2 separate regions of the Homo sapiens genome follow, and region 2 is linked to region 1. The links are chromatin contacts, found by Hi-C or POLR2A ChIA-PET in ENCODE. All regions are on one chromosome and are shown on one strand. The core of a region is the stretch at or near the end of the contact, and the rest is flanking DNA. Distances in the headings are between cores, read along the strand shown.

What was found. A loop is a pair of places that touch in the nucleus more often than their neighbours do. ChIA-PET counts read pairs that join two places held with the same protein, here RNA polymerase II (POLR2A). Pooled maps may share reads with other maps.
Region 2: a map of CD8-positive, alpha-beta T cell shows a loop between it and region 1 (32-fold over the local background). The contact joins the promoter of TRPM7 here to the promoter of SECISBP2L in region 1. A Hi-C loop is called at or near these places in 4 of 168 maps with a recorded cell type or tissue (B cell, CD4-positive, alpha-beta T cell and CD8-positive, alpha-beta T cell) and 7 of 50 pooled maps. POLR2A ChIA-PET finds 5 or more read pairs at or near these places in 1 of 52 experiments (HepG2).

What each region holds. Positions count from the first base shown.
Region 1 is chr15:49,042,587-49,050,376 of GRCh38, forward strand. It overlaps SECISBP2L (SECIS binding protein 2 like), which reads right to left and starts at 3,860. Exons shown (of 18, transcript NM_001193489.2): 1 at 3,690-3,860. The coding sequence starts at 3,713. It also overlaps the pseudogene RN7SL577P. RefSeq lists enhancers at 3,317-3,456, 3,747-4,096, 4,197-4,326.
Region 2 is chr15:50,682,936-50,690,725 of GRCh38, forward strand. TRPM7 (transient receptor potential cation channel subfamily M member 7) reads right to left here and starts at 3,862. Exons shown (of 39, transcript NM_017672.6): 1 at 3,596-3,862. The coding sequence starts at 3,598. LOC128092252 reads right to left here and starts at 3,782. Exons shown (of 4, transcript NM_001414947.1): 1 at 3,596-3,782. The coding sequence starts at 3,782. It also overlaps the pseudogene RN7SL354P. RefSeq lists enhancers at 2,950-3,814, 3,344-3,763, 4,074-4,253 and a silencer at 3,814-3,983.

The DNA.
Region 1 (7,790 bases), core at 2,610-5,109:
CCCCTGCCTTAGCCTCCTTAGCAGCTGGGACTACAGGTGTACACCACCATGCTGGGCCCCATAGGTTTTTCATATGTGGTATTTTATTATTAACACATTTTTAATAACCTATCATACTACTTTTTATTCTTTTTTGACCTAAGAGCTTGAAAATGTCTTTTTGGCCAGGTGCAGTGGCTCAGCCTGTAATCCCAGCACTTTGGGAGGCCGACGTGGGTGGATCACCTGAGGTCAGAAGTTCGAGACCAGCCTGGACAACATGGTGAAACCCCATCTCTACTAAAAATACAAAAATTAGCTGGGTGTGGTGGTGCACACCTGTAATCCCAGCTTCAGGAGGCTGAGGCAGGAGAACTGCTTGAACTGGGAAGGCGAGGTTGTAGTGAGCTGAGACAGTACCATTGCACTCCAGCCTGGGTGACAGAGTGAGACTCCGTCTCAAAAAGAAAAAACAGAAAATGTCTTTTTAAATTTCCAAATGCTATTTTCCCTAAATGTATATATTAATACTTTTTTATTATGAACATATTATTTTTTAAATCTGATAAGACAGCTCATTTACTTATATCCTTACGTAAGGGCCAACTATACGTATTACTGAATAATAAACATTTAAAATAACTTATTTAGAATACATTTCATTTGGAGTACTGACATTACTTAAAGTTTATAAATTATTTAAAGGAAACAATGAAAAGCTAGACAATTTTCTATCCTGATTGGTAAAACGCATGTTGCATGAAATCATACGTATTCATTAGTTTTTCCAAAAATTAAAGACATTAATAACTAGTAATCTTATAAATTCTTTTAAAAGAACTAATGTTAATGTACTAAAAATTAAGCCAACATTTAAATTATTTGTGATAACAGAAAAGAGACTGTTAACCTCAAGTGTTCTGTCACTTCTAAGCCCATTGTTTACTTTAAAAAATCTCAATAAATTTCCTAAAAATAGAACCAGTAAGCCTTTATAAACAAAATGAACTCCATGATTTATCCTTCACATCTCAAAATGCAAGTTTTTTTTTTTTTTTCAGGGGAAAAAATGCATTATATACCAAGCAACACATATTCTTAGAATATTTAACTCTGGCAGTTAAAATTAAGCTAGCTATTTTGATTAAATACAGAGAATACTCTATAAAAAGTGCTGAAAGAGGATACTCCTAAGATTTTCTTCTAGTTATAACATTCTTTCAAATAATCATTATTGCAATTAAGATTATCCATCTAGCACTGTATTCCCAGTAAGTTACTTTTTACAATCTTGATCAGCACACATACAATTTACCTTTTCTATAAAAAGATTTTATATATTAAAAAAAGGTAATTCACAAGAACAAGAACATGAATGCCTTCAGGCAAAAAAAAAGCGTTTTTTTTTTAAAGTTACACTTGTAAAGTACACAAGGATTTAATTAGGTTAAGATAAAATGCAGAAAGTCTATATTAAGTACTACTTTTTAAAAACCAAACTTCTATGAATTGCTAACTACCACAATACTATAATGAGTAAGTTTTAATGCTGTAGGCATCTAGAGAAATTCTGAGTATGTCAACACTGGTCTAAAGGGAAAAAAACATTCTGTGAGGAAAAATGGAAATTGACACATATTACATATACTTTTCAATGACGTCAATCTACCTAAATTCACTTCAATAGTAGAAATACAAAAGTATAATCCAAATATCCTGGAAAAGCCATTACATGACTCTATGGCATAAAGAATCAAGAATTCCACAAAATTGAGAAATCTCAGTTCCCAATCTACTATTAAGTTAATGGTTCTTAGCCGTCCTTTGAGAATACGATGAAAATAATGGATTCTTGCCCTAGAAAAAGGCATATAAAGAAGCATACTCCTTCTAGGTCATTCATGGACCCCTGAATTAACTGCCTATCGCATAAATGAGGTGAAGACATCACTTTTCTATATATATTTTCTGAGTGTATAGGGAAGTGGAGGATTTTCAAATTATTCTTTCATTTAGGGTTAGGCTGGGGAAGAGGCAAGAAGTACTGGAAGAAAAAAAAGTCAACAGAAAACCTTCTTCCATGTTTTTTTCCTAGTTCTTAAATTTCTACAAGGTTTTAATAGGTCGTGGACTTTGGAAAGATGTGGAAAGGGGAAAAGGCTCTCTAGTTTAAATAATTTGCTCACAGCACTTGCTGCTAGGATAATCACAAACAGCTATGCTAAAAATTACCATCTAAATAGTTAATTATATTTCCTCTAGGATGAAAGGAACTCTAAGTATACATAAGGTAGCATTACTGGTTTTAGTCCTGGCATCCTAGTGAAGGAACAAAATGTTGAACCCTTTCATTAGTAACACACATACAAGGAAATGATTCAAGGAAAATTCGTATTCATTTGTCAGGCTTTGAAATCTCAGGTATTTATGATAGATACCTTCAAAAATGTTTTTAAATTAAACTAGATACAGGCTGTATACAGAATACTTCTGGGTCACATAAATGCCTAAGTGTATTTGCCAAGAGACTCTGTATCAATTTCTCTTTGGTAATTCCATGTATTGTTTTATAAAACTCATTTGTGTCTTCAGAGTTACATTCACATAAAGCTTTTTTTTAAAAAAAAAAGTCTTCTGTAAAAACAAGTATACACAACTAGGAAGCTGTGCTTTGCCTGCTAAGAGTCCGATTTCAAAATACAAACCGGCTTCAACTACATATAGACACATACAGGAATTTGGGAAATCTTATCTCATTAATTCAGGTGCTAATTATCCAACTGTAAAATTAATAGGCAGAAATTACTAGCCTCTCTTCTTCCGTCATCTAGTCATCAATGGGCAAGGCCTTCGAAGAAGGGAATAGAGAGTGAATAAACTTGGACTTCAAATTAAGTCGTTTCGCAGAGATCTTAAGAGTGGAAAATACTGGGGGGGAAACTATTGTTTTCGATTACTTTTAACACTGTTATCATCCCTGCCTGCTACCACCTACTAGCATGCATAATCAGGAATTTGATGCAAATAAAAATAAAACAGAACACTAATAGGACTACTTTGCGAATATGAAAACGGGTTCGAAAATAAGCTTATGCTTTACACCCTTAAAATAGAGCTAGCTTTAAAAAAAAACCCACTAATTACAATTCTTTGCAAAATAACTGGATAAAAGGACAAGGGGAAATCGTAGTATCGTTTCTTAAAAGAAACACCTCCGTAAAACCACTGCAAAAACAATGCTTCGCTCCATTGAACACAGACCTAAAAGGCCCGTGACTTCCCTTCATCTGTAGTTACCACACATTCTCTTACAGTCTTTCTGGGTGAGAAGCCTTCAAACGCCTTTCCACCTTGAAAACACATTCCAGAGCTGAAGGGAATGGGGGAAGCGGGGAGACTACTAGAAGTTATAAGCCCTCCTCCCAGGAGAGCAGGGACAACTTGGAGCCTTCTGACCCCTTCACCAAGCAGGGGAGAAGCGGCAACGGCGAGCCCTCCGCCTGGGAAGTAATCAGGGTTGGAAAAGCCCCCAAGTCCCAGGCAGCAGCTGGAACAATGAAGGAGAGCTGGGAGCTGCCAGGCTCCCAGGTGAGGGGGTCTGCGGCCGCAGGACCGGCCCCCGGTCCCCACGTTCGGAGAACTGGGCCTGGCCTGTGAGGAAGCGGCGACCCCAACCCCCGGCTCGGCGGGCCCAGCCCAAACCCGCGTACCTGCTCCGTGGGGGCTCGGTCCATGGTGCCTGCAGCCGCAACGGGCCCGCGCTAGTCGGTGTAAACAGCGCCTCGGGCCGCTTTCTCCATGGCCCCCCGCTCGGGTCCAGACTGGGTTCCGGACCTCCGCCCCTATCTGGCTGGCCGCGACACCGATTCGGCTACGCCACTGGCCGAGGAGGCGGCTCCAGCTCCGGGAGATGGAGGAGGCGGTGGCAGCTTCGGGGAGGGATCATCTGGGACGGAAGCCGAGGAGGGCCCGAATGGGCTGGAGGCGTAGTTAGAAATGGAGGCGCACGGAAGGAAAAGGAGTGGGGAGGAGGCAGAGAGGGGCAGTGGGCGGAGTGACAGCAAATGGCCTCAGCAAGGGTAGGAGGAACCCGGCCTGGCCTGGAGGCTAAGGCCAGGTGGAGGCGCCCAGGAGCAGGTGCCCCGAACCACACGCCACCCCTGCGACTGTTAAACGAGAAGTGTCAGACCACTTGGGACCCAGGTCTCCCGGGACTTCAAAGACCTCTTCAGGATCTGAAACCACCTCTTAGTGATGTTGGAAAAGCTTTCATCTGCCCACCGTACATCTGCTCCTTCCTTATGTTACGCAAATAAAGGGAGTCATGACTATAAAGGAATGAGAATATTCTGAAAATAATGGAGTCTTGCCCTAGAAAAATGCATATGTAAAACGCATACACAGAATGACTGGAAGAGGCCCGCTAGGAAGCTCCCCACAAATATTTATTGAGAGTTAATTCATTATCCAGGTTCATGCCCACTTCTAGGCTCACATCCAGGCTGACCTCGCCCATCTCAGAAATCCTAATTTTATGCAGGATCTGTATAACACCACCCAACGGGTAATTATTTTATCTTCAGATCCTTAGCTCCTTAAGGGCAGAGACTGTCTTGAAACTGGGCACTACCGTTAGCATGGCAAATTTCTTCTGGGCATCTCCTCAGACACACCCTCCAACACCCACACCCTCTGTGAAGATTCAACCAACTGCGGATAGAAATATTTTGAGGAAAAAAGAAATATCAAGTACAACAATAAAATACAAGTAATACAGTTTAACAACTGCTTATACAGCATTTACATTGTATTAGGTATTATAAGTAATCTAGAGATGATTTAAAGTATATCGGAGGATATGCATGGATTGTATGCAAATACTACACCATTTTATATAAGGATCTTTAGCACTCATGGATTTTGGTATCAGCAGGGATCCTGGAGCCAATATCCCCCCTGGGATACTTAGGGACAACTGTATAAGCTAAATTACACTTAAGTGAAGGTAGAGTTGAGGTGGCTGCTGTTTGGGGCACTGGTGTGGAGATCCACAGCTAGGAATGGGAAAGAGATTTTAAGAAATTTGCTTTGTCATGCTTCAGGAGATATCAGTAAAGACTAATTGCCTTTTCAGTTAGTCTAGGTTATTAGTCTGGTTATTAGACTCCAATATGAGGCTTGTTATGTGAAGGCCCCTTGCTGTACTTATGTTGATACAGGTTGGGTATCTCTAATGGAAACTATGAAATTCCAAACCCTCTTGAATCCCAAATGTTCCAAAATTAGAAACTTTCTGAGCACAGACATGACATTTAAGGATAATGTTCGCTGGAACATTTCAGATTTTGGACTTCCAGTTTAGAGATGCTCAACCAGTAAGTATAATGCAAATCTTCCAAAATCCAAAATCTGAAACACTTATGGTTTCAAGTATGTCAAAATAAGGGACATTCAACCTGTATTATATATTGGCCTGCTGAAAGGAGCTATATTGTGTCAGCAAGACTTATATCAAGGCTGGCAATAGAAACATCTTGAAAGGAGAAACATTTATATTTACACATTTATATTTACATTTAAATATATTTATTTAATTTTAGTAAATTTTCTGCCACCTCAAATTTAATATCAATGCATGTGTATTTGAACTGCAAATTTATGTAACATTTGTAAATATATGTGCAATTAACGTAATGTTAGGTCCCTGGTGCCTATCACACACCTAGCTGGGATTCAGTGAATGCTGAATGAATTTAGGGTTGGTTGCTCAGAAAAACTAAGTTATTTATAAGGAGTAGTTATGTAAACTAACAGATGACCGTCCTCCTTCACAATTGAAAGACAAAATAACTGAATTTTCAGATTGTCTTCCTACTGGTGGTCTATAGCCATAATATACCCTCATCTGAGTAAAAAGATAATAGCAATGCACTCATAAAAATACTATAGTACTTTTGCTTTTCTTCCTTCTTCTGAGGAATGATCTGAGGAAATTTAAATATAGGATTCCCAAGGATCTTTCCACATTATAGGATTTTTATGACTGTAAAATTGTTTTCATTGAGAATCTATGTACAAGACATTCATTAAAATTATAAGAACAGAATCATAAGAATTATGAGAACAGAAATGTCACAATGCCCTTCTCATTTAATGTAATCTTTAAAAAGATGGCAATAGCTAGTAGATAAAAAATTAAAATCTGTGAAAAAAAGTAAGACATATTAAAAATACTACACTTTACAGATGATATAAATGAATGCAAATTATTTTATTCACCAATAAATATTTAATGTGCAAGGTACTATGCTAAATACTAGAGGTACAGCAGTTTATGAGACACCTTGAGGGCTGAGACCATGTTTGTCTTGTGGGCAAGACATGCATAGGAGAAGTCTTTATAAGTGAGATGAGTGTAATGAAAAAGGAAGTATAATAGGTGCTACCATGGTAAGGGATGGAAGGTCAGGGAAGGCTATTTGAGTAAATAGCATCTACAAAAAGACCTGAGTAGGAGTTATGATCAGTAAAGGAGAAGAAGTAGGAAAATTGTTTCAAGAAGAGGAAATGGCACATGTTAGCATTCTGAGGAAAGAGAAAATTCAGCCTTTAGTACTCACACAAGCTCATCCCTTGGAATGAGGGTTCAGAATGTGAGGGATAATCCAATAGATGAAGGCCTCTGAGAAGCTCGGAGGGGATAGGACACAAATACCAGGGGCAAGAAAGAGGCCTTTGATGGGAGTAGGGGCATGTTATCTACTGTAACAGAAGAAAGGAAGAAAAGATCAATATGGCTACAGATTATATACATTTGTAAGTTTGGTGCCAAAAGTTGAGGGAATGCCTAATGGCTTCTGTTTTCTCAGTGATGTAGGAGGCAAGGTTACCTGCTGACAATAAAGAGAGGTGGAGTTGTGGTGACTAGGCACTTGTCAAAATTCAGCAAACATATAGTTAAATTATGTACATGTCATTATATGTACATTTTATCTCAAAAGAAAAAACTATAACCAAATATTGAATTCTAGCTTTAACAAACGCATACACCTATGTAATTCAAATCTCTATCAAAACATAGAATGTCACCATTACCTCCAGTGACATTGAAAACTTCTCTACTTATATCAAATGCTTGTCTTATACATTGTTGTTATTCTTACTACCTATACCAAAGCCTAGCATGCAACAGGTGCTCCACAAATATTTATTGAATAAATGAGCTGTAATATTATATTAAATCAGGATTCTTTCATCCAGGGTTGGGGTTTTGTTAGGCATGTGCATTTTATTGAAGGAGCAGGATTCACTAGGGTGCAAGTAGAATTATTATTTATTGTCCTGTACCTTCAAATTCTCTGAAGATGATTTCTTTTTCTGCCTTGGATGAAATCTCGTGAAGGTCACACAAACTTTATTCCACGTCAAAACTTCTCCTTTTCCCCAGCTCAGTCCTGCTTCAAGCTGGAAGCCTGCAGTGAAGGACGTGGCTTGGTCCACTTCAGTTTTGTTTTCTACATTTTTTATCTCCACCTCCTGTACCTTAAATACTCAGATTAGGCTTTTAGATTTCTCTAGGTTTGGACTGTGAGGGGGAGGATGGCAGAGCTTCTCAGATGTTTAATTACTACTTTCCTGCATGTTTACATGCAGCAAAGTCATCTCAGAGCAGTCACTTATGACCCTAGCCCTCAGCCCTTGTGCTTCTGAGGGTTTAAATCTCAGCTTGATCAATTTGGGGAAGAGCAAGCCAGCCTTATTTGCTGGATTCCCTTTTAAAATGGCTTCAGGCAGAATTCCTGGGATCCCAT
Region 2 (7,790 bases), core at 2,612-5,111, 1.6 Mb after region 1:
ACCCAGGCTGGAGTGCAGTGGCATGATCTCAGCTCACTGCAACCTCAAGCCATCCTCCCACCTCAGCCTCCCAAGTAGCTGGGACCACAGGTGCGCATCACCATGCCCAGCTAATGTTTTTTTATTTTTTTTGGTAGAGACTGGGTTTCGCCATCTTTCCCAGGCTAGTCTTGTACTCCTGGGCTCAAGGGATCCACCCGCCTCAGTCTCTCAAAGTGCTAGGATTACAAGCATGAGCCACTGCACCCTGACCCAGGTACCAAACTTAAAGCATTTGACATTTAACAGGCAGTCACTTAAAAAAAAAAAACTGCAATTTACTTATATGTTGAAAGATTTCCCAAAAAGAAAGGAGAAAAGGAAACCCAGAATGAAATAATAGATCAATGACAAAAACTAAATGACTACTACAAAAACTACTACATGAATAACATATGGGGAACTTCACAACTGAGAGATCAGGCATCAGACAACACGAATCCACTGGTCAATCTTAACATTTAAAAAAAAAAAAAGAAGCCAGGGTCAGTGGCTCACGCCTGTAATCCCAACACTTTGGGAGGCCGAGGCGGGTGGATCACCTGGGGTCAGGAGTTTGAGACCAGCCTGGCCAACATGGCAAACCCTGTCTCTACTAAAAATACAAAAATTAGCCGGGTGTGGTGGTGGACGCCTGTAATCCCAGCTTCGGGAGGCTGGGGCAGCAGAATCGCTTGAACCAGGAGGCAGAGGCTGCAGCAAGCCAGGCACTCCAGCCTGGGTGACAAGAGCAAGACTCTGTTCCAAAAAAAACAAAATAAAACAACAACAACAAAAAAAACAAGTGCAAGACTCCTTCTCAAAAAACAAAGACAGTATGTGCCTCTTAATGTAATGCAACAGAAAGTACATAGTACTATCTATGAGTATTGTCAAAGTATGAAACTAGAATCTGATCAAGTCTTTTTTTTTTGAGAAAGACTCTCACCCAGGCTGGAGTGAATGGCGCAATCTTGGCTCACTGCAACCTCCGCCTCCAAGTTCAACGGAGTCTCCTGCCTCAGCCTCACGAGTAGCTGGGATTACAGGTGCCCATCACGACGCCCTGCTAATTTTTAGTAGAGACGGGGTTTCACCATGTTGGCCAGGCTAGTTTTGAACTCCTGACCTCAAGTGATCCGGGATCAGCCTGTCGCCGCCTCCCAAAGTATGGGGATTACTGCGCCCCACCTGATTAAGTCGTTTTTTTTTTTTCTGAGACAGAGTCTCACTCTGTCACCCAGGCTGTAGTGCAGTGGCAGGATCTCCGCTTACTGCAACCTCCACCTCCCAGGTTCAAGCGATTCTCCTGCCTTAGCCTCCTGAGTAGCTAGGATTACCACGCCCGATTACTGATCAAGTCTTTAGATTAACTACTAACTAGTTCACAGGAAATAAAGAGTAGAAGCTGGGCAAAGTGGGGCATGCCTGTAATCCCAACACTTTGGGAGGTGAGACAGCCAGATCACTGGACATCAGGAGTTCAAGACCACCCTGGCCAATATGACGAAACCCCATCTCCACTAAAAATACAAAAATTAGCCGGGTGTGGTGGCTCGCACCTGGAGTCCCAGCTACTCGGGAGGCTGAGGCAGGAGAATCACTTGAACCCAGGAGGCGGAGGCTGCAGTCAGCCGAGATCGCTACACTGCACTCAGCCTGGGCAACAGAGCGAGACTCGGTCTCAAACAAAAAGAAAAAAGAAAAAAAAATACAGAGGAGAAAGAAACATGTTACATGACACTACAGGGATGCATTCAACAAAATCCAAACTGATGGAAATTCTACAAGGCAAATGATGGGTTTCTTTCAACAAATAAATGGTAAAAGACACCCCCACACCCCAAGAGAGAAGGTACTAGAGACTGAAAGAGTTACCGACCAAATGCTATGTGCAGAATTCTTTGTAACCTGATTCTAACAAATCAACTGACTAAAACATGAGACAATCAGGGAAATATGCTGAATATTTAATGATACTAAGCAATTATTAATTTTTAGGCATGATAATAATATTGTGGTTATGTTAAAAAGTCCTTGTCTTTTTAGACATAAACACAATAAAGTATCCATAAATGACATTTGTCTGGGATTTGCTTTAAAATTATCCCATTGAGGAATGATAGAAGAAATAAAATTCACATGGTTGAAGCTGTTGAAACTGGCCAATGGGTATATGGTAGTTCATTCTACAATGTATCTTTGCAAGTTTGAAATCTCCCATGTTGGCCTGGCGCGGTGGCTCACGCCTGTAATCCCAGGACTTTGGGGGGCTGAGGCGGGCGGATCACCTGAGGTCAGGAATTAAGAGACGAGCCTGCCAAACATGGTGAAACCCCGTCTCTACTAAAAATGCAAAAATTAGCCGGGCATGGTGGCTACAGTCCCAGCTACTCGGGAGCCTGAGGCAGGAGAATCGCCTGAATCCCGGAGGCGGATGTTGCAGTGAGCGGAGATCGCGCCACTTCACTCCAGCCTGGGCGACAGAGTGAGACCCTGTCTCAAAACAAACAAACAAAAAAGAATAAGGTGGAAAATAGTGAAAGACACATTATTTATTCAAAGTATTACTACATTTGTGTTATAAGTAAAACTCTTATTTTAGTTTTGTATGGCACTTGAATTAGCGTCCAGTGAAAAGCAAACTTGCCAGACTCCAGCAGAGGGAGAGTTGTTTGCATAAAGCCTATCAAATTCAAGTACTGACCAAAAATACCTACTTTGCTCTTCATGTCCCTGATGTAAATGACTTTCTTAAGAAATCTTCAAAATTGGTTCCTGATATCCAAAAATAAAAAGCTCTATCGGAAGCTGCAATGCACCGCCTCCCTCTCTCCATTCCGCACCTTTCGGTTTAAAACACGATCAACTGTTCTCTGGGGCAAGGGATGCGGTAGTTCGACTTAAATCCTGACTGACAGTACATTGTCTTGGTCCCCACAGAAGCCTCCCCCCACCCACCAAAATCCTTAATTCTTGCTAAAGAAAAAAGATCTACCATCAATATTGTCAAATCCCTCCCTTTTGGTTCCAAAAAGGAAATGTACCTGTAGAGTATCCGCTGCACAGCAAACAAGGCACTGCTCCAAACCCGTGTCCTCTACCCCCTTTTTGCACCCTTCTAGCCCTCCCTCCCTTTTTTCCATGTAAAACTTGAGCAGAGCATTTGGTTCCCTTATCTGCCAGCAACTGGCGCCAGGAGGACCGTGCTCCCAGGAGATGCGGAGCTTGTAGGCTGAGCCCTGCGTCGGGCGCGCTGAGGCCGCTCAGCTGAGCCCAGCCAGGTAGTCCCGGGCTCGCGCCTCTGCCGCCTGGAGAGGCCCTCGCTGGGAGCCGAGTCTCGGCTCAGGGGATTCCCGCGAAGAGGTGTCGCCTCTAACTTGCTACCTGCTCCCGCCCCTCACCCCAGAACGAACTGCACACCCGTCCCGAGAGGACAAATCCGGAAGCCTCAAGGCAATTCGAGGGTCCTTCGCCGCATGGAACGCGGCTCCCCACACACTTGCCTGCCAAGTCTCTCCTTTACCGCCCGCAACCCCAGAACCATTCCCCGCCCGGGCCTGCGTGGGTCCAGTACCATTCTCCTCACGGGGCGGACTCCGGAAGGGCAGCAACTCCACCTCCTCCTCCTCCGCGGCCTGTAGCCATCTATCGGGAAGCGTCTCCGGAGGCGGCAGCAGAGGCCGCCGGACAAGGAACGCCCAGGGAAACCTTCTCAGAACTAACTCAGCTCCGGCGCTAGCAGCAGAAGCCGAGTCTTTCATAATTGTGCGACCAACTCCTCCGGGTGACTGGCCACAGGGACGCGCCCGCGCCCGCCTCCGCCGGCGACGGGGCTGGGGACGGACCACGTGAGCGGCGCGGCGCGGCGCGTGCGTCGCCGCCCGCGGGTCGGGTCACGTGAAGGGCGCGCGCTCCCTCGATTCCAGGCCGCCTCCCTGCGCGCCGCGCGCACGCGCTGGGCAGGTTCGCGCCGCCACGCCGACCGCCTCTGGGTTCCCAGAAAGTGGTGGGGTGTTCACGCCGTATCTCCGTTGGGTACCTAGGCGGGACTTAGACAAACTTCAGCCTCAGCTACGAGAGTGGAACTTGGGGAATCGGAGGTTGAGGGTTAAGGTTCAAGGCTTGCGGATCCAGTCTGGAGTTGCTGTGTGGGCTCATTCCGCTAACTAGGCCTGGCCTGTGCCGACTCGCTCCAGCAAACTCGAGTGTCGCAACACACTCTGTGTGCTTCAGAGCGAGTAGAGGCTTTAAATGTTACTCTCTCCTCGTCCAAAATGCAGAATCATCTTTTTACCCCAATCATGTTCTTTCTCTAGCCTCTCCTGTTGCTGCCGGTAAATATTCTTCTTTGTTTAACTATGGGACTGTCTTTTTCCCTCCAGAGATACTCACCCACATACACGCATACACCACACCTTCTGCACCAAAAACTGGGTTGTTCCCTTGATGTAATATGTACCTATCCACCTTTCCATTTATTTTGCTGTCACACATGCCAAGGTTTGGCTATTAGCAATGGTTTACTAAATGTTATTCCTTATCTACTGGGAAGACCACAATCAGTTTAATTTTCTTAAAACTGCTTTAACATCTTTCTGCTCCTGAAGTCTTCGAGAGTTCCTCAATCTGACCCTCAGGGATCTGACTGTCTTATCTCTTTTTTAAAAACGACTTTATTTTAAAATAATTGACATGACAAACTGCACGTATTTAAATGTCCAATTTGATAAGTTTTGACATACCTGTGCACCCATGAAATCACCATAATCAAATGAACGTATTCACCTCTAAGTTTCCTCCCCCCCCTTCATAATCCCTTCATCTCGTCCCTCTCCATCACGTCCCTTATCAACTACAGATCTACTTTCAGTACAGATAAGTTTGCACATGCTAAAGTTTTATATACGGGAATCATACAGCACGCACCTTTTTTTTCCGTCTAACTTCTTTCATTCAGCATAATTATTGCCTCTCAAACATTATGACCCACAATTCACTGAAGTAGGATCTTCTCTCAGAAAAAAAACTAATCCACCCACTGGTTCCCCCAGCTTGTGAACAATCTTCAGGTATTGTGTATTTCTTCCCCATCTGGCAGGTCCAGCAGAACCAAGACTTAAAAATGTTTTAATATATGTGTCACACTAAATTGTCAGCCTTGGGGAAGGCATCTTGACTAATTTATGCATGCAGTCAATAAATGTTTATCTTCTGGATTTCAGTTGGGCCTACACATTTCCTGCCTGTAGGGAGTTTATAATCTAGAAGGTAGAGGCAGACAAACTGGAAAATCAAAATAAAATGAGATTAGAGTGCTTTGTTTCGTTAGAACTTTGTAACTCTGGTCTTTTTGTACTCACGAATGCTTCGCTCCTTAGTTGGATGGTGTAGAAATGAAACAAGATGAGCTCCTTGGCACTTGCCAGAACTCTTTGGTAAATTGGAAAATTTAGAGTTAGAAATGGGGAACAGGATTGGGTGGGCGCGGTGGCTCATGCTTGTAATCCCAGCACTTTGGGAGGCCGAGGCGGGTGGATCACCTGAGGTCAGGAGTTCTAGACCAGCCTGGCCAACACGGTGAAACCCCGTCTCTACTAAAAATACAAAAATTAGCTGGGCATGGTGGCAGGCGCCTGTAATCACAGCTACTCGGGGGGCCGAGGCAGAAGAATCGCTTGAACCCAGGAGGCAGAGGTTGCAGTGAGCCGAGATCGCGCCATCTCACTCCAGCCTGGGGGACAAGAGCAGGACTTCGTCTCAAAAAAAAAAAAAAAAAAAGAAAAAGAAAAGAAATGGGGAACAGGATTTATCCTTAATTGAACTAATCAAAATAAATTCCTTAATTTTCAAGTGATCAACCAGCCTTGAAATTCACAGATGCTGACTTTCAATCAGCAATCAATTCTGGAGAATGAATTTATTCATTCAAAAAATATGTATTGAGTCAGGCACAGTGGCCCATGTCTGTATTCCCAGCTACTCCAGAGGTTGAGGCAGAAGGCTCATGTGAGCCCAGTTCTGGGCTGTAGTGTGCTATGCGGATTGGGTGGCTGTGCTAAGTTCAGCATCAACGTAGTGACTTCCTGGGAGCAAGGGACCACCAGATTGCCTAAGGAGGGGTGAATCAACCCAGGACAGAAATTGAGCAGGTCAGAATTCCTGCTGATCAGTAGTTGGATAGTGCCTGTGTATAGCCACCGCACTCAAGCCTGGACTACGTAGCAAGACCACGTCTCTTAAAAAAATATCACGCCAGTAATCCCAGCACTTTGGGAGGCCGAGGCGGGCAGATCACAAGGTCAGGAGATCGAGACCATCCTGGCTAATACTGTGAAACCCCGTCTCTACTAAAAATACAAAAAATTAGCCGGGCGCAGTGGCGGGCGCCTGTAGTCCCAGCTACTCGGGAGGCTGAGGCAGCAGAATGGCGTGAACCCGGGAGGCGGAGCTTGCAGTGAGCTGAGATAGCGCCACTGCAGTCCGGCCTGGGCGAAAGAGCAAGACTCCGTCTCAAAAATAAATAAATAAATAATAAATCTTGAAATATATATATTTATATTCAGTGTCTAAGAATATGTCAGGAGCAGTTATAGTCAGTGTTCGGTGATGACAAGATTGATAAATTCAGTGCTTCAGAACATGTTTGTTAAATGTTCTTACACCTTTTTTCCAGAAGGGTTTTGTTTCCATTTTGGTCAATGGCATGTCTATTTTTCACTCTCACTAGATCACATACTAATTCTCCTCCTTGTCCTTGCCTAGTTACAACATTTCAACACTTACTACTATGCTGTTTAAAATGCTAAGCAAAATATTATGAGAATAAAATGATGCAGTCTGGGCAACATGGTGAAACACTGTCTCTACAAAAAAACTAGAAAAATTAGCCCAGTGTGGCTGTGCGTGCCTGTAGTCCCAGCTACTCGGAGGCTGAGGCAGGAGGATTGTTTGAGCCCAAAAGGTTGAGGCTGTGGTGAGCAAGATCATGCCACTGTACTCCAGCCTGGGTGACAGAGCAAGACCCTGTCTCAAAATAAAGAAATAAAAAATAATAATAAAGAGTCTCTTGATTTTTTTTTTTCGAGATGGAATCTCACTCTGTAGCCCAGGCTGGAATGCAGTGGCGCGATCTCAGCTTACTGCAACCTCTGCCTCCCAGGTTCAAATGATTCTTCTGCCTCAGCCTCCTGAGTAGCTGGGATTACAGGCACGTGCCACCACACCCAGCTAATTTTGAGTAGAGACAGGGTTTCACCATGTTGGCCAGGCTGGTCTCGAACTCCTGACCTCAAATGATCCGCCCACCTCGGCCTCCCAAAGTGCTAGGATTACAGGTGTGAGGCACCATGCCCAGCCTATATATTCTCTATTATAGCATTTATCCTGTTGTATTCAACCAACTTACTTGTTAATCCCCTACTAAACATTCAACTGCATGAGGATCATAACCTTATCCATCTTAAATGCCTACTAAGTAGGTGTCATCAAGCATTCAGTCATTTAATAAATATTTGTTGAACAAACAAATAAACTCTCTTGATAGGCCAGAATCTTAAAATGTTACTCTGTCCTTTGATTCTGGCATGCAGAGTGTCATGTCAGATTAAGATAAGATACCGTTCCTAAATAGTAGAGGGTAGCCGGGTGTGGTGGCTCATGCCTGTAATCCCAGCACTTTGGGAGGCTGAGACGGGCGGATCACCTGAGGTCAGGAGTTCGAGACCAGCCTGGCTGACATGGTGAAACCCTGTCTCTACTAAATACAAAAT